Regions from separate parts of the Homo sapiens genome. Here region 1 is linked to region 2. A link is a loop called in an ENCODE intact Hi-C map of the cell type or tissue named here. Cell type or tissue: endothelial cell of umbilical vein. All regions are shown on one strand. Each heading gives the region's core, and the rest is flanking DNA. Links, peaks and the distances in the headings are about the cores only.

What was found. Hi-C counts contacts between places; a loop is a spot of excess contacts. Peaks named below come from ENCODE experiments on the same cell type or tissue, not always from the same donor. Only the 100,000 strongest peaks of a DNase experiment are listed, where the experiment ranks them.
Region 1: a loop joins it to region 2, with 10 times the contacts of the local background. A loop is called at or near these places in 2 of 110 quality-filtered maps.

What each region holds. Positions count from the first base shown.
Region 1 is chr5:13,247,913-13,257,245 of GRCh38, forward strand. It overlaps the pseudogene RPS23P5. Among named protein-coding and RNA genes, the nearest start is that of LINC02220, 220 kb to the left of the region's middle. In endothelial cell of umbilical vein, for the core only: a CTCF peak has its summit at 2,968 (motif pointing right); DNase peaks (open chromatin) are centred at 2,099, 4,279 and 4,929; H3K27ac peaks cover 3,584 bases.
Region 2 is chr5:13,472,652-13,481,828 of GRCh38, forward strand. The region is part of intron 4 of LOC105374660 (a long non-coding RNA gene); the gene reads right to left. Among named protein-coding and RNA genes, the nearest start is that of DNAH5-AS1, 380 kb to the right of the region's middle. RefSeq lists enhancers at 1,701-2,201, 2,202-2,702. In endothelial cell of umbilical vein, for the core only: a CTCF peak has its summit at 6,432; DNase peaks (open chromatin) are centred at 4,960 and 6,390; H3K27me3 peaks cover 14 bases.

The DNA.
Region 1 (9,333 bases), core at 485-8,484, 220 kb before region 2:
ATTTTGTGAGTTTCAGTAGCTTGTGTCATGAAATTGTTATAATTAGATCCTTCCTGTGTTCTGCAAAGGAAAGATCTATTCAAAATGCTTCTAAAATTCTAACAGTCCTCCACAAGTGGAATCATCATTTGTAAATTAATCCTCACCTTTAACAGAGTGGCTTTTGCCACATACTGCTCTCTACTTAATTGTCATCAATCATTAATTTTAAATTAATCCAGCTCAATATTTTTCAAACTGTAACCATGCAACTTTAGTTCTAACTCTCAGAGCTACGGAAATAAAGCACCAGAAAGCAAATTTTGCCTTCACCGTTCTGCTGAAGACTTCCCTGAAAGAGGTCCCCTATTCAGACCTGCACAATACCACGACTTTAGGGAGATGTGACCTCACATTTAATTCCCTAGAATGGTCCCTTTATCTAATCTGGTCTTGGGCAAAATAATTATTGTACCTTATTGTGAAATGCAGAAAAGCAGAGTCAGTCAGATCCTTGCCTCTAACCAATCCAGGTTTGTTTCTCAGTTTTTCCTGGATATGATCCAAGTTGCCTTAGAGAACTTAAGACTAGATTAAAGAAAATGTGCTTGGCATGCGAGGTGTGTTCTGGAAACTGTGACATTTAAATAGAATCATGTTCAAACTTTCACACCTGGGAGTCCAATCTGGCTGAACTTCAGGGGAGCTGGAGCGGGGAGGAGTGGAATAAAGGTATTTAAGTAATTATTTAATTTTGCCAATGCTGACTGTGGGTACTTAGAGATGGCAATTTAAACACAAATTAAAAACAAATATTATTTTCATTGTTACCTGAAAGTCACTGCCTTCTCTTCCTCACATATATTCCCAGAGGCTGTCTCTACAATTATTTAAATGGATTATGAGACTTGAGAAATACAAAGTAACATAATGAAGTAAGGTCTACCATTTTATCCTAATAATTAAAAGTCTGACTTTTTTAAAGGTTACAATGATATTTGCTGTGAAAATACCCAGCATAACATTATGAAAACAGAGACTCAGAGGACCACTTGGTACTTTGTGGGATCACTTAAAATTAAGGTTTTATTCTACTCTCTGTACTGTTTTTAGGATGCAGATTTGAAGCTATCACCGTAGTCATTTCTTTTAAATGTATGTACTTTAAATTTTAAAAAGAAAATTAGTTCACTTTCAATGATGAATTATTCAGTTGCTTATGCTTAATAGTATTAAATCTTCTGGATTTTGACAAGGTTTTAAGACCATATTAATAATCAACCACTAACAGTTCCATTGCATTTGTACTCTGAATATAAATATTGTACACATTTCTATTTCTTTAAGCTTTTATTTAAAGTGTGTCTTTCTGGCCAAATAAAAAATAATAATTTTCTTATGAATTCAAAGCGAGTGGAATGCCTCTGACATTCATACAGCTCTGCAACTCAAATCAATTTTGTCCATGTACAAAAGCATCATCTAGAATCTTTGTACATTGCATCCTCATCAGCTAACTCAAATCTTCTTTGTACAAGAAGTAGCACTGACATAAACAATTTTCAAAATAAACATTAAAAGATATAGTAAATCTGCTGCATGACTACAAGAAGAGTACAACAGTAAGATATAGTTTTGAAATAAACATGAGATATTATCAGTCAGAATAGGCTAGGCATGCTGCATTAATAAACAACCCAAAATTTCAGTGGCTTAAGCATAACAAAGGATTCTTATTTTCTTGTACTTCATGGCTCTTGTGAGTCATTGATAACTGCTCAGGTCAGTCCCTCAGCATACCAGCTAATGAAGCGCCATCATTTTTTAGATCTCTGCAGAATTACTCCTAGAGTTTTATATAATGGAGAGAGTGCTCCTGGAAACTTGGATCAAAATTAAATGTGCAGGCCAGACATCATGCACAGCATCTCCAGTCTCAACTCATTGGTCAGAAATGGATTTGTTACTTTATGAATCACAAGAAGTCAGAAACTGGGCCAATCCTGTAGTCAACAACTGTGAGAGAAAAAACTGTGCATTTAAATAACCGTAAAGACCAGCATAGTCTACCTATCTGATCAACACATATTTGTTTCACTCTTCAATTCACCAGCAAAATACATTTACAGACTTCCTGAGTGAGACAACATAATTGTTCATCCAGTCATGTCATGGAGGGCAAAGGCTTAGATCTGTGAGTGATTCATGGTGGTGTCTATATCAGGGAGTACACTCATTATTAAACTATGATCTCTCAGCTTGATTCCCATCATTCTATATTCCAATTTATTTTAATTTTTGGCATATAAAAATGTATTACTACTGTGGTTTTACCACAAAAAATTATGATCTTGGTCTTTCCTTCTTGCTTTTGTATAGGACCAAGAGACATTGGCTACTCTGACAACATTAAAGCGGACTACAGGAATGTCAACAACAGTATGACCTTTTTGACAAATTCAGCAACCAGAAATTCATCTTTTCCTCAATAAAGTTCAAGCAACCATCGTTGGGTACAAAGACTATGATTTTCTTGCCATTCTCAATCAGCTGAACTATAGTACACTTCCTGATATTAGAATTTGGCCATTCGGCTTCAACTCCTATTTTTCCAACACAGTTCTCTTTGTATGGGAAACATTTCCAAAAGCGTTGGCCTTCAGGCTGTGCCTAAATGGGCTTTCTTGTACTGTTTGTCATTCCACTTATGTTCCTGTCAGTGAACAGGGAGATTCTTGGTACAAAGTACAAAGTCCACAACATTTGTTCATCCTGCCATTGCCAAAGGCCTGAGCAAAAGAGAAAACCAGCAGCCATACTTCCTTTTATGACACCAACATTCTGCAAACTATGTTTTAACAGCTGACTCCCTGCTAGATTTTGCTATTAGGGGGTTCTATAAGGAGACTGGAAGAAGAAAAATAAAATGCACAATGCTTGCTCTTTGATCCAAACTCACTCCAGTAATAACTCTTCAGTCCACTAGGGGCAGCTATTTGAGTAAGAGCAACTTACAACCTGTAGTTTTTCAACACTCCCAAAAGAGTCTCATTTTGCCCCTTCACAAACAGGAGCATCAGTTTCCTACATACCCCACAACTCCATCTCCAGAGAGCTCTTCCTCCGAATGTACCAGTCTGAAATCCACCAGTCTGAAATGTATCAGTCTGAAATTTACCAGGCTGAATCCCAGCTCTGAGATAATTCTAACTTTTCCTACAGTTTCCAAACTCTAGGAGTGGTATTAACTTTCTTTAGAAAAGAAAGCATCACATACTCTCTATGTGATGTTTCTGTGTTTTATTGCCTTTTCATTTCCCTAATACTACTAAATGATGTTTTATATTAAATTCTCAGTTAAAATAACTGGGGTGTTTTGCGATTATTTTTTTTTTCTTCTGACTAGACCCCGACTGAATTAGTCTATACTTCCAGTTTGGAATTAGTTCCTCTTGATGCAGAGGAGCTAATTGTACACTTGAAGACAAGGTATTTGTCCTCAATCCACCCTGTAAAAAAGCGTGGGTTTGAAACAGGCTATCTTCAATACATGTTTCTATTTAGAAAATAGAAAGAATATGAAATATTAAGCAGTTAACTTTCTGGGTCTGGACAGAAGTTTCTAAGGGAAAAGGAATATTCATTATTATACTCTAATCTTTCTCCTTAGGAGGAAACCTTCAGTCGATTGTTTGTAACCTCTGGAAGTCCTATACTTTCCATCATCCTTTTAGGTCATCTCTGAAGAGAGCATTGGAGAGCACTGGGGAGCATTCCCTCTGGATTGAGTCCTCTGATAAGCAGATGCTAGGAGAGTATTAAACATGAAATAAATTTCTTAGAAAGTAATGCCTGTGAGAAAAAAAAAATGGAAAAGGCACTCAGGGAGGCTGGGGAACCTTCAGATCATGACGCAGGTCTGACCCCAAGAGGAGGAGAGAGAAAAGGAAGCAAGGAAAGAGGGAAGGAAGGAAGGGAGGGCTGAAGTTTCTTAAAATGCAAAGCAAGGCTAAGACAATTTTGGCACAAACATCTGTGAGTTTTGGGGGTTAAGTCACCCAGAAAAGGGGTCTCTTGTCCCAGGAATGAGCCTGGCTTAGGATCCCTGGCATATTCAGGCACAACTGGGAGCAGCCTGTGGGATGGTGGCATCAGCACATACACAGCCACGATTTCAGAGGGCAGCGACTAAGCGCTTGGTCATAGGCTTCTGCAGGTGGCGATCTGAGTTGCACTTCCTCATGGCCGCCACATCTGTTTTGGGACTGAAAAGCTTCCTGAGATTGTCCTCTTCCAATATAAACATGAGGGTTCAAGATTGCATAATGTCCAAAGCAGTACGACTTAAATTAACTTCCTCTTTGCCAGCATAGCTTTCTCAAAAACTTAGTCTTATCTATGTTATTCTAATCAACAGCACATTCCAATAGCTATACACATAGATCTTTCCAAGACTTTAAACTCTCCTTCTCTGGACATAATTGCTGGTACCTGGAGCTTATCAGATATCCATGAGAGGCCATACTCTGGTGTATTTCCTCCTTTAAGTTATTTTGTCCAACTAAAAGGATTAATAGATCTGCACTTAAGCCATTAAAAAGATGAACAACGGATGTGAAAGCCATACTTTTGATTCTTGCCTCTAGGCAGAGGTTTAATCTGATTTTGGTACTCACATAATTTATTTGTCTTTTTCTATTTCGGATAAAACAACAACAACAACAACAAAGAAAAACAGTTACTTCTTCCAAACCTACAAGTATCTGAATATCTGTACCCTCTATTTTCTTTAGTCCTGATTTCAAACCAGTCAATTCTGTTATCTTGCTTTTAGTACTTTCTCAAATGGAGTGGCAAAAACAACTAATGGCATTCTGCTTCCCAAACTCTACCGCTGAAGCAACATGTTTATTACGCATATTATGTGACTTCCAAGTTTATTCAAGCAACAGTTTCACCATATAATTTGTCGCCCTGTAACAATGATTTTTTTTTTTTTCTGAATGACCATGCATTAGAGATTAAATTCTAGTTCTGGAAGGATATGTGTCACCAAAATTACTTACATAATCCCAATAAACCGCACAGGCACGGAAAGGTCATTCCCCACATGTATCTGGAGAAGGAAAGAGGGGAATAATTTAGCAAGCAGTAGGACTTCCATAAAGGTTGTGTTAAAAAAAAAAAAAAAAAAAGTAAAGTATCTGTACCAGGTACACTAAATCTTGCTCATTTCATTCAAATTTATTTTGCTATTAATATACATGTACCTAATTGGTTGAGCATAATTAAACTAGATTTCCAAGATTTAAATAGGATTGCTACTAATAAGCTAGAGATTGCCAGTGACAGCATGAGATATGATTTTCAGGGCATCTGCAGTCTGAGAATTGCCAATGCCATGGCATTTCCTTTAGTACCTCCCTGTTCTACTTGGAATCATGAAAACCTTCAGACATGTAAGGAAAAATCATCTTTTTGGAGCCCTTTAAATATAAGTTATGCCAATCATCTGTTCACCAAACCATTCACTGTTGATATTTCTCTACATGTTAGTGAAACATTTTGCTCCCCTTCTCCACAATCCCCCTCAAACCACAGAGAGGGAAATTTCTACCAATAATTCCATCCTATGTGGGGTATGTTGAGATGGAAGCTTCTGTCCCTCTTTTTGCCCCCTTTCTTTACACCTGCAGATACGTGGTCAAGTGACTAACCTGATGAGTGGAGTTAAGGAAAGCCTGATGTGTGAGCTATAAGCTAAGTAAGCAAATACCACAGTTTAATTGAGAGCATCCAGATTTCAATCTGTATCCTGACATAATTATTAATAGTGCACCCTTTCAGTTTAAAAAGTGTCTCAGTTTTCATAGAAAATTGTGTAGTACCTCTAGTTAAGTGACCCTAATGATACATGGCCTATTCCTTGCTTCCTGTTGGACCTGCCTATGTTCTTGAGGGGCAGATTTGGAGCTCCCACTCCCCATAATTCCTTCTGAGTGAGTTCTCTTGACTTTACAAAGGCCTGTGTGACGGTTAATTTTTATGTCAACTTCACTAAAGTGTGATGCCCAGTTGTTTGGTCAAACACTAGACTAGATGTTACTGTGAAGGTATTTCATAGATGTGGTGAACATCTACAATCTGAGAGATTCATTCTGAGGTGAAACAATGTTTTGTTTTTGTTGTTGTTTTTGGTTGAGATGGAGTCTCACTCTGTCACCCAGGCTGGAGTGCAATAGCACGATCTCAGCTCATGGCTCACAGCAAACTCCGCCTCCTGGGTTCAAGCAATTCTCCTGCCTCAGCTTCCCGAGTAGCTGGGATTACAGGCGCGTGCCACCACACCTAACTAGTTTTGAATTTTTAGTAGAGATGGGGTTTCACCATGTTGGCCAGGCTGGTCTCAAACTCCAAACCTCAGGTGATCCACCTGCCTCGGCTTCCCAAAGTGCTGGATTACAGGCGTGAACCACCGCACCCGGACTGAAACAATATTTTGATGGCAGAGTCAACCAGGTTTCGCATGGGCTAAGGTGACAATATCTTCAGGAAGCATAATCTTATACATTTATCTTTGATTTTATCCAGTTTAGAGTTTATCTATTAAATTTTACTTGGATATATTTTCCTATTTCAATATTCTTTATTGATCATTTTTATATTCACCTATCTTGTTTGTCTCTGCTTTATTTTGCCTTATATATTATTAATTTTTTTATGAATGTTGGGTTGAGATTTCTCTCTCTCATTCTCCTTTCCTCCCCTCGCCCCCACCTTTCTCTACTCCTCTGTGGCCCCAGTTCAGAACCATAACTATTTCAGATAACTGAGGTCTTTGGTGATGTAGGGTTATTGAACATACAGTCATTGTCACTACATCAGAGAGTAACCTCACTTACACTTATGCTATTTTGATACTTTCTTTCTCCCTCATGCCATAGACTATAAGTTGTAACCTTAGAACAATTCTTTTTGCGGAGCAAATAACTCTATTCCACTACTTCTTATGGGGAACTGTTATTCCCATTTTCCCAAGAAGGCTATGGGTGCCGCTGCTCATTTGCTGCTGTCATTCTAATCCCTGAAGCCTCAGAGGGTCCGTTTTGCACAATGTGTTTCATTTTTTGTTATACAAAGATGGCTGTATTAATTTTGTAGTATATACGTGTTCCTTAATGTTCTCCTTTAAATAACAGCCATCGTCATTATGCATTTGGAGCAGGAAGATTCAAAATATGAAGTTCCGTTGCCATCTTGGCTTGAATGCAGCAGGATATTCTCAACACATTCTCGCCTTACCTGTGGCTTCAGGCCATTTCCAATGTTGTTGCTTCCTTCTTTTTGCTTTTATATATTTTCTGACTTTCCTTCAATGACTGCATATTTCTTTTGACAAGAGAAAAGGATGGATTTAAGATCTCAACAAAAGGGAAGGATAATTTGTAAATGTTTAATTTATAGACATTTGATGGGTTTTCTAATATTTATTGGACTATTTCTGTCTAGAAAAAACAGAAAAAATTCTCAAGTAGATAAGAACATCACGCCAGAAGTGGGAACAAAAGGATATTAAGAGAAGGTAGTCAACTACATTTTCTTACTTCATGAAGTTTAAATATTTCCATATAATCAACAATTCTCACTTCTGAGCACAGTACAAGTTAACAGCCATTTTCCAAACAGCACACCTAACTTTAGGTACTGCTTGATAATTTGCTTGCAATCCCCAAGCTAAATACTGAGGTTTGAAAATATTTACTTCTTTGATACCAGTGTGTAGGTTTGGCTTAAATTGTTGATCAAAATCTCAACCAGACATATTTGCATAAAAGAATCCTACTAGAAAAAATGCACTATCAGAAAAAAATGTAATTTTTCTCACATGTTAAAAACAAAGACACTTCAGGGGATGCTTGTCAAATGTCTTAAAGGTAGTTCTATACATGCAACAGTGTATAAGATTTCAGTCTAGAATCTTTCCTTTCACCTCAAATAGGTTTCTGCCTTTAAGTTACAAAATAAAATTTAGTCCTTAATGTCTAAATAACCAACTGTGTCATAGTTTGTTTTGTGCTGCTATAATGGAATACCAGACTGGGTAATTTGTAAAGAACAGAAATTTATTTCTCACAGTTCTGCAGACTGAGAAGTCAAGATTAAGGCACCAGCAGGCTCAGTGTTTGATGAGGGCAGCTCTCTGCTTTCAAGATGGTGCCTTGAGTGTTGCATCCTCAAAAGGGGAGGAATGTAGTGTCCTTATATGACAGAAGTCAGAAGGGCAAAAAAGAGTAAACTCCTTCTATCAAGCCCTTTTATAAGGGCACCTAATCCCATTCATGAGTGAAGCTGTCATAACTGAATCACCTATCAATGTCCACACATCCAAAAACTGTTGCATGGGGGATTAAATTTTAACATGAATTTTAGAGTTGACAAAAGCATTCAAACCACAGCTAACTGTATATTTAAATATTTAAATGGCTGATGTTACCAGTTATAGTATTTTAAATAGCTGAAGGATGTAAGAGGATCAAAAAGTGACTATGTGTAGTAGAAATCATTAATCCCAAACCAAAAGAGATATTGGTATGGAAACCAGTGAATTGGTTTCTTCATATCAATTATCTACTGGGATTCTGAAAATATTTTATCCACTAGTTTTATAATCCTACAGCCATAGAACACCAGTGGAACCCATGCTGGGAAGCCCAATGATCACTGCTTAGTCCTCACCTTATTGGTCCTGTCTAAAGCAAAAATTGCACTAGGAAAAGTTAATCAAACAAGGAAGACTTTATTCAAGAATACTGCAATAGGGAAGAGATGCCAAAATTAAAATCTAAACTCAACTATGCTGAAACAAAATGCAGGGGAATTTTTAATTGTGGAGTGAGATAGTGGCAAAGTACTGGAGAACTTTTGGGGTAAGGATGATTAATAGGATGGGTTGAACACATTGAGTTATTCCTAAGTTTTCACGTGTTTTTTGTTTTGTTTTGTTTTCTTGTGATTAGACCATCTGCATCTTCTATTTGGCATTCCTCAAAGTTAGGATCCCACCCTCTCAAATAAACTGAGGAATAGGAGCTCTACCTTCCTTGATGATTACCTCTCAAAGAGATGGCTCCTAAGTCTTTGTACGAGACATTTCTAGGCTATAAAACTGGTAGAAAGCTTTAAAAAATATTTATATCCCAAGGGAACAAAGAATTTATAATTACACATATTCTAAAGGAAATGGTCTGTGGAGTTCAGGGGTCTTGAATTAGGAAGAAGTCTGTCTTAGCTTTAGTCCAGCTGGATGGCACTTCAAGGCCCTCTTGGTCAGTCCTCTCAGCAGCATTTGACACA
Region 2 (9,177 bases), core at 1-8,000:
AATTAAAAATAAAAAATATTAAAATAGAAAAACATACTTATTCACAACAGTATATCCTTGAATAAAACATTTGATGATTAAACATCATGCGAAGTAGGATAATAAAAAGTACTTATTGAGCACAAAAATAAAAATAAGAACCCAAAAGAGCTGTTGATGGAGCAGAGCTTTGTACTTCCCTTGGGTCCAGAAGACACCTAATGACAACCACAGGTGTGAAGAAGGCAAAGACTGAAACCCAGGGTTCCAGGGAGAGGTTAACATTCATTGAGTTTACGGATACATCAAGCGAGGCTCCGCACTTTTATTTGCTTTATTGCTTTTTTCCTCTCCCTAGACCCTGGGCCTAAACGCAGACATGATGGATGCTCTTGTCATATTGTGTGCTGATAACTGTCAGCCTTCCCCTCCCATTCTCACTATAATTTCCTTTAGGAGGTTTGACTTGCTACTGGCTGAGTTCGGAGAAAGCCATTCTTGTCAGACTTAGGAGAAAAGAGAGAGAAGAAATATGGATTTGTGAGTCCAGTTTAAATGAAAAGGTAGCACTTTCCCTGGAAATATTAAATTGGAGGCCATGATTCAGGCTTTCGGGTTTCACTCTAGTTATTCAGCTTTCACTTAAAAAACAGGACTTGGAAGAAAAATATAATCTCAATATTTATCAAAAACATTCAGGGAAAATCATCCCAGTGCTCCCTTGAGAATTAATAAGAAATAACAATTAATAACATATTTTATTTCACAGATGCCAAGTATTTCGGGTGCCCAAGATCTTAGGAATTGTTCATTGTATGCATGGCCCTTTGAGGAGGACTATGTGAGCTATGTGGCCTGTTTGGCCAATCAGGAAGCAACAGGGAATGTCATAGAGGGGATAATTGATGGGATTAAATATAATGCCACGTGTTGGAGGCAGATCAATCCATCTCGTTGATAAATGAAGGGCCACCCTGACAGCCAGTATCTAACTGACACAATAGGGAAGACAAACGTGAATTTGTTTCTAATCTTAAGGTATTCTGAAAGCAACTGATTGAATGGTATTCAACATCAGTGCTTACAATTTGATGTACAGATGCTACTATAGACATGTCTGAGAAAAGTTAACAAATATAGAAGCTAAGTAAATGGTCACCCCAATTCAATAATAATATGATTTGGCTACGGCCCCACCCAAATCTCAATTTGAATTCCTGCATGTTGTGGGAGGGACCTGGTGGGAGATAATTGAATCATGGGGGCAAGTCTTTCCCATGCTGTTCTCATAATAGTGAATAAGTCTCATGAGGTCTGATGGTTTTATAAAGAGGAGTTCCCCTGCACAAGCTCTCTCTCTTTGCCGGCCACCATCCACGTAAAAAGTGACTTGCTCCTCCTTGCCTTCCACCATGATTGTGAGTCCTCCCCAGCCATGTGGAACTGTAAGCCCAATTAAACCTCTTCTTTTGTAAATTGCCCAGTCTCTGGTATGTCTTTATCAGCCCCATAAAAATGAACTCATGCAGTAAATTGGTACCAGTAGAGTGGGACATTGCTGAAAAGATGCCTGAAAATGTGGAAGTGACTTTGGTACTAGGTAAGAAGCAGAGGCTGGAACAGTTTGGAGGGTTCAGAGGAAAACAGGAAAATGTGGGAAAGTTTGGAACTTACTAGAGACTTGTTGAATGGCTTTGACCAGAAGCCTGATAGCATATGGACAATAAGGTCCAGGCTGAGGTGGTCTCAGATGGAGATGAGGAACTTGTTGAGAACTGGAGCAAAGGTGACTCTTGTGATGTTATAGCAAAGAGACTGGCGGTATTTTACCCCTTCCCTAGAGATTTGTGGAACTTTGAACTTGAGAGTGATGATTTAGGGTATATCTGGTGGAAGAAATTTCTAAGCAGCAAAGCATTCAAGATGTGACTTGGGTATTGTTAAAGGTATTCAGTTTTAAAACAGAAGCAGAGCATAAAAGTTTGAAAAATTTCAAGCCCACTGCAGAAATTTGCATAAGTAATAAGGAACCTAACGCTAATCTCCAAGACAAAGGGGAAAATGTCTCCAGGGCATGTCAGAGGTCTTCACATCAGCCCCTCCCATCACAGGCCCAGAGGCCTAGGAGAAAATTGTTTTGTGGGCCGGGCCCAAGGTCCCCATGCTGCGCGCAGCCTAGGGACTTGGTGCTCTGCCTCCCAACTGCTCTAGCCATGGCTGAAAGGTGCCAACATAACGCTCAGGCCATGGCTTCAGAGGGTGCAAGCCCCAAGCCTTGGCAGCTTCCACGTGGTGTTGAGCTTGCAACTGCACAGAAGTCAAGAATTGGGGTTTGGGAACCTCCATCTAGATTTCAGAAGATGTATGGAAACACCTGGATGCCCAGACAGAATTTTGCTGTAGAGGCAGGGCACTAATGGAGAATCTCTGCTAGGGCATTTTTGTGGAAGGGAAATGTGGGGTTGAAGCCCCCACCCAGAGTCCCTACTGGGAAACCACCTAGTGGAGCTGTGAGAAGAAGGCCACCATCCTCCAGATCCCAGAATCGTAGATCCACCGACAGCTTGCATTGTGTGCCTGGAAAAGCCACAGAAACTCAATGCCATCCCATGAAAGCAGCCAGGAGGTAGGTGGTACCCTGCAAAGCCAAAGGGGCAGAGATGTCCAAGACCATGAGAACCCACCTCTTGCATCAGCATGACCTGGATGTGAGACATGGAGTCAAAGGAGATAATTCTGGAGCTTTAAGATTTGACTGCCCTGCTGGATTTTGGACTTGCATGGGGCCTGTACCCACTTTGTTTTGGCCAATTTCTCCCATTTGGAATGGCTGTATTACCCAATGCCTGTACCCCTGTTGTGTCTAGGAAGTAACTAACTTGCTTTTGATTTTACAGGCTCATAGGTGGAAGGGACTTGCCTTGTCTCAGATGAGACACTGGACTGTGGACTTTTGAGTTAATGCTGAAATGAGTTAAGACCATGGAAGACTGTTGGGAAGGCATGATTGGTTTTTAAATGTGAGGACATGAGATTTGGGAGGGGCCAGGGTGGAATGATATGGTCTGGCTGTGTCCCCACCCAAATCTCATCTTGAATTCCCATGTGTTGTGGGAGGAACCTGGTGGGATGTAATTGAATCATGGGGGGCAAGTCTTTCCCATGCTGTTCTCATGATAGTGAATAAGTCTCATGAGATCTGATGGTTTTATAAAGAGGAGTTCCCCTACTCTCCCTTTGCCTGCCACCATCCATGTAAGATGTGACTGGCTCCTCCTTGCCTTCCACCATGATTGTGAGGCCTCATTAGCCATGTGAAACTGTAAGTCCAATTAAACCTCTTTCTCTTGTAAATTGCCCAGTCTCAGGTACGTCCTTATCGGCAGCATGAAAACAGACTAATACAAATAATATCAGAGGAGCCCCCGATTTAAAACCTCAACATATCTTGTCAGCTTCCCAATAACCAAGGCAGAATATGTTGATCTTTTTCAAGGGGTAATTCCAAAAAGTTCAGAGACTTAGCACAGGGAAGCTCCACTGGGAACCATCTCAATCCCTTTGGAGGAACAAAACTAGGCTGCAAACCTCAACCAAAGGAAAAAATCCCGTGAGACAACCTTTTATTTTTTTCAGACCTTCAGTTTCCTAAAATTTTATAGATTTTAATTCAGTGTGGACATAAAACATTGATATCAAATTTAATTTCTTGGAAAATAAAAGTTTGCTTTCATTTCTTTTTTTCCCTGGTATATTGCTACACAAGTCAAAGTTAAAGATGCTATAGAAAACCTAGGCAGCAATTTTATTACAGCTGGCTTTTGAAAGTTCACAGAAGGCTGCAATCATAAATGTCATTTTCATTAGAATAATGTGAAAGGTTACATGCCGCACAGAATAAGACAAGGCTCAGCCGTGGTTTACCATCTTTGAGTTTCCTGGTGTACAAATGATCCCTCGGGCATTACAGCCACAACACCTCACAGGCAAACCAAAGTGAATACATATAAAATAAAACTCTACTGGAAAGAATGCATGAGGTCCTGGCAGTGAAAATTCTATAGAAGTTAAACATTTTCTCATTTAACATACCCCCTCAAAAAAAAAAAAAAAAAAAAAAAAAACTTACCCAATGCTCAGCATTATCCCCGGGAATGCACTTCTAAATCTGCACTGTTTGGAGCTAAATGATAAAGGAACAGCAAGAGCTCTCTTTCAGAACACATAAGCTTATTTAAGACCACAGAAAAGACCATCTCCGGAAGGAAAAGGAAGTGTGTGTGTGTGTGTGTGTGTGTGTGTGTGTATGCATGTGCACACGTGCACACACACATGCATAGTCAGGTGTGTCTTGTGCATTTATGAGTATTCCTGAACAATTTTAACTTCTAAAATGTCACAAGAGTTTGGCTTCTTGTTTATCATTTAAAAAAACCAACTAGATACATTGATCCAGGATGCCAGGATGAAATTTAACTTTCCATGGCACTACCAAAGTAAGTGGACAATGCTGCGGGCTGCTGGTCACCAGTATCTGCATGCCCCCTCTTCATCTTCACTTGGGTCTCTGCTCAAATCCATCACCTCCTCAGAAGCTCACCTACGACTCTCTGATGAGGGAACACACACTCCCCCTGGCCAGGTTAATTTGATGAGTCAACCTGGCTCGGCTACAGTGCCCAATTGTTTGGTCAAATACTAATGACGATGTTGGTGGGAATGTATCCTGTAGATGTGATTAACATCTATAGAGGACTTTAGATAAAGATTACCCTTGATAATGTGTGTGGGACTTATGAAATCAGTTGAAGTTCTTAAGAGCAAAAACTGAGGTTTTCCCAAGAAGGAATTTTGCCTCAAGACTGCAACATAGAAGTAGTGCATTACATCAGCACCATGTGGGAAAGAAAAAAAAATAAAAAGGAGTAGTAGTACTTAGGTTTCCAACCCACCTAGTCTACCCTACAGATCATGGACTTGGCAGCCCGCACAATAACAACCACATGAATCACTTCCTTACAATGTCCGTCTCTCCCTCTCTCCTTCTCTCGAAATACATATATACTTTACTGGTGCTGTTTCTCTGGGGAATACTGACTGATACAGCCTGCTATTCTGTAAGTTTTCCATCTGACCACAGATCTGTCTGTAAGGCAAGGTCACTATATTGAATTGACCTAATCCAATTTGGCCCATCAAGAATGGTCAGATACATTTGATAAATATCACTTGTCTCCAGCAATTAAAGTTACATGGAAGTTTTAAGCCTTCTCTTCTACTACCTGGTTACCAGGGAGTTGTTACAATGAAAATGTGTTTTAGATGAAATAAATATTTTTAAAGCAAACTTTAAACAAAATAAACAGATTTTAGCCTACGTATAGACATACATTCTATTGGTTCTGTTTTTCTGCAGAAGTCTTACTGATACATCCCCTTTCTCTAATTCATCATTCTTCCTAACAATTGTCAGCACCAGCTAAAATACATATGTGGATGTTTATATTTTACTGGTACCTAGGACAGTGTCTGGGACCTAGAAGTCATCCAACTTATACCCATTTATGGGATGCATGGATGAGATGCTGACTTTCCCCAGTCACTGAAATGCTTTACATGAATTAATTCATTCAACCCTTCCTTCCAGCTAGCTCCTTATGAGGCTGATGTCACGTTTTGCTTCCATTTTTCAGGTGCTGAAACTTGGTTGTAGCGAGGTAGAGGGACCCCCCCCAAAAGTCACATAGCTAGCACAGGCGAAGGTGGCCATTAAACCAGGAAGCTGGTCCCCGGAGCCCACGCTCTCAAACACCACATTCTAAATCCCCTTGTGGGAGTTTTCAGCTTCAACAGGATATTGTTTAGAGAGACAATCTTTTTTTTTTAAGTTAAAACCACTAATCACATGTATTAATAAGGTTAAAATATTCTGTTAATTCTGTGATCTTGGGAATCTCACATGATTTGGAGGCACTCTGTTAGACTAGAAATGAGAAATTTTTAATTTAAAGGTGAAAAGAGGAAAAGGGAGTTGAAAAAAAGGAACATTCAATATCATCAGATGTTAAATAGACTTCAGTAAAAATAGTTTCCAAAAAATTAAAATAGAGCAAATTGGCTCACTGCAAAGATTCTAAAAGTAAACAGAGCTGAAAGATCATGGGAGATGTTTGAAAATGAAATATTTCTATCTTCACAAATTATCCTAGTGAGGAAGAAACCAATAAATAAGGTAGCAAAATCTAACAAGAAGGAGGCAGAGGCACAGGGTGATTCTCTAGCAAGCCCCAGAATATGATGCACGATAGAAATAGCGGCCACAATTAAACATTTTCCCTCTGGCCACACCTTCCACCGGGTCGCAGCTTCTGGTTCTGAGTCTCCAAGCCTGCTTAAAAACTGACCCAGAGTTTCTGGAACTCTGTCCCCACCTAGAGGCCTAACAGTAAATAAGAATGAAGGAATTGTAAAATGCAGAGCCGCAGTGCCCAGCGTGTGGCAAGCTCAGTAAACATAGCTATAATCATCACTGATAAAACAGCCTTTAATTATTCTGTAAGCACTTATGAAAGGAAGGGAGCATGCCTAGGAGCCAATAGCAAGTATGTCAGCCATGGAGCTTTCTCTTGGGATACTGCGTCTTGATGTCAGCAACATTTTTGACAAAAATTGCATGGATAGGTTTGTGGTCATCATCAAAAAAAAAAAAAAAGTATGCTGGGTTGTATGGTTAGTTAGCCTGATAGCTGAATAAGCAATGGTGTCCAAACATTGTGGATCTCACATAATACCTGACAACGAGTTTCCATGGTACTGGCTGGCAAGCGACAGATACTGCAAGGCTGGCATAGGTCTGCCCATACCTGATTGGAAGGCAGGTATCTTTATCATTAATAGCTTCTCACTCTAAATGTTTTTCCCCCTCTCTTTACTCTCCTCCTAGGCTTATGTCTAAACTTATTTTGCTACTGGGATAAAGGGGAGAGGAGTCAGCCTCTGTAACAGAGGCAAAGTTACATGTCCAAACTACATACACATCTGACAAAGGCCAGCTGCAGAGACCAGAGGGGCCAGAGCTGGTATTTGCAGATGGCAGCGTGGCCTCAGGCCCCCAAGTGAGCACTGCCTATAAAACTGTCTGACCTTGGAGGTGTACAGGGTTGGTGTGCTATGGTCAACTCCTCACCCCCAGCAAGGGGTCTACCCCAAAGTCTTTGTGTGGAATTCCTTTGTCTTTGGGGAGATTCTTTGGGGGCTGCCTAGAAATCAAGACCTTCCCTAGCTACATATGTTGCCACAGAAAAGTCGGATTTCCTGTCCTACCAACCTAATCCCCACAGGAAATGGGTCGGACTTAAGGTTCTGGAGATGGCCATGATCTTCTCCCAACCAGCTCTGCCATGTTTCTATCTTCTATAAGACTTCCCTGGTGCCATTGGAGCTTGTCTACGGGTACTGCCACGGAACAACCACCAGATGAAATTAAGTCTCAGGCCCCAAGTTCAGAAACACCACAATCTTTAGGGGAAATATGTCGAGTGGCCCTTTATCCAGTGATAAGAGAAAGAGCCACTGCTCTCTGAAGACCCTCAAAAACATTCTGTTCCTAAAGACCCCTCATTTCCCTTCCAAATCTCTGTGAAGTCATCTCCTTAGAGTGTAGGGGGGAGACACAGTGAGGCTGTCAGGTCCTTCCGTAGTTCTGGCTCAGGTTGTTAAGGTCTCCGTTGAGCCCGGACATTCACAGTCAGTGCGAGACTGGAAAGCAGCATTTAATGTGTCAAGTTATTGCTACAGAAAACACTGTATATGACCACATTACACCTGCTTAATACAAGTAAACAGTGGGATGTGGCTGCCATTAGCTATATGCTATAAAGATAGTGAACTGTTTATTGTCACCCAGGCCCTCTGCTCCCTGGCCCACCTAAAGCACTGTGCTGGGCGGACCAAAATGCCTTCTCCTTGAAAAAGAGTTTGAGAAAGCAGAGACCCGTTCGGGATTGAGTGCTGTCAGGAAGGAAGGGGGAGGCAATTCAGAGCTCTGATCTGTCATTTTTCCCTAGGAGTAGGGAGGATTTAAGAGCCCACTGCTGTTAAATCACATAGCACAAGCCCAAGTCTTATACTCTGCCTCTCCTAACTGCCTCTTACTTAGAGGCCCCATGTTTCCTCTGATGCTTATTTTCCCACATTGACACAAGTTTAATAAACCTAACTTTGACTCTAGTGAATTTATGGCAATCTTTGGCTAATGCAAATGGAAAACCAGACACTGTTGATTGCAATGTATTGTTTGAAGAGGATCCCTTGTCTTCTCAAATTTCACTGTGCATATAAATCAAATTGCGGTCTTGTTAAAATGCATACTCAGATTCAACAGGATGACGGGGGTGGGGCCTGAGAGCTTGCATCTCAAGCATGCTCCAGGTGATGCCCTTGCTCCTGGCCTGAGGCACACACTGAGTAGCAAGGATCTGGTACACTGGATCTCAAACCAGATATTTTTTTAAATCACCTGGAGAGCTGCAAAAAAATTACTGAAATTTGGATCTCACTCCCAGAGATTCTGATGTAATTGCCACCATCAAGGCAGATGATTCCAATATGCAGCAAAATCTGGGAAATATTTTCTACTATCTTATCATAGAGTGTGGAAGGCATTGAGGAGCTAAAATAGCAATTGCAAAGAAAACTGTACAGATAAACCAGGGCATGAGAAGGAAGAGAGAAAAGATGGAGAATTTAGAAGCATTTTGCATTTCTGGGATCGCAGAAGTAAGAAAGTTGAGCCAGGAATAGTGGGATGCTAAGTAAGGTTATAGGTCTGGCTAGAGTGTGCTTAGTGCATTCTGTGTTACGCTGGTAATAGGGCTCTTACCCTGTGATAATGATGATAATGTGCAATCTACATGTAAATTAAATAAATAGTAATAAAAGACAAGAGTTCTGGGAGTATGGTCAGCTCCACCATGAAGAAAGGTCAGGTAGGACAATAGAGGTTTTGAGCCACAGAGAAGAATGAAGACACAAAGAGGAAGAACATAAATTATGCATAAAAGAGCTAAGCAACCTATGTTCTTCTAGGGCTTCTGGGTCCTGCTGACCTATAGCTTCTCTCACTGCCCTAGGTCAAATCAATATATGTAATAAATTATGCATTTACTTCCCTCATCTTTCTACTCTTCAATTATCACT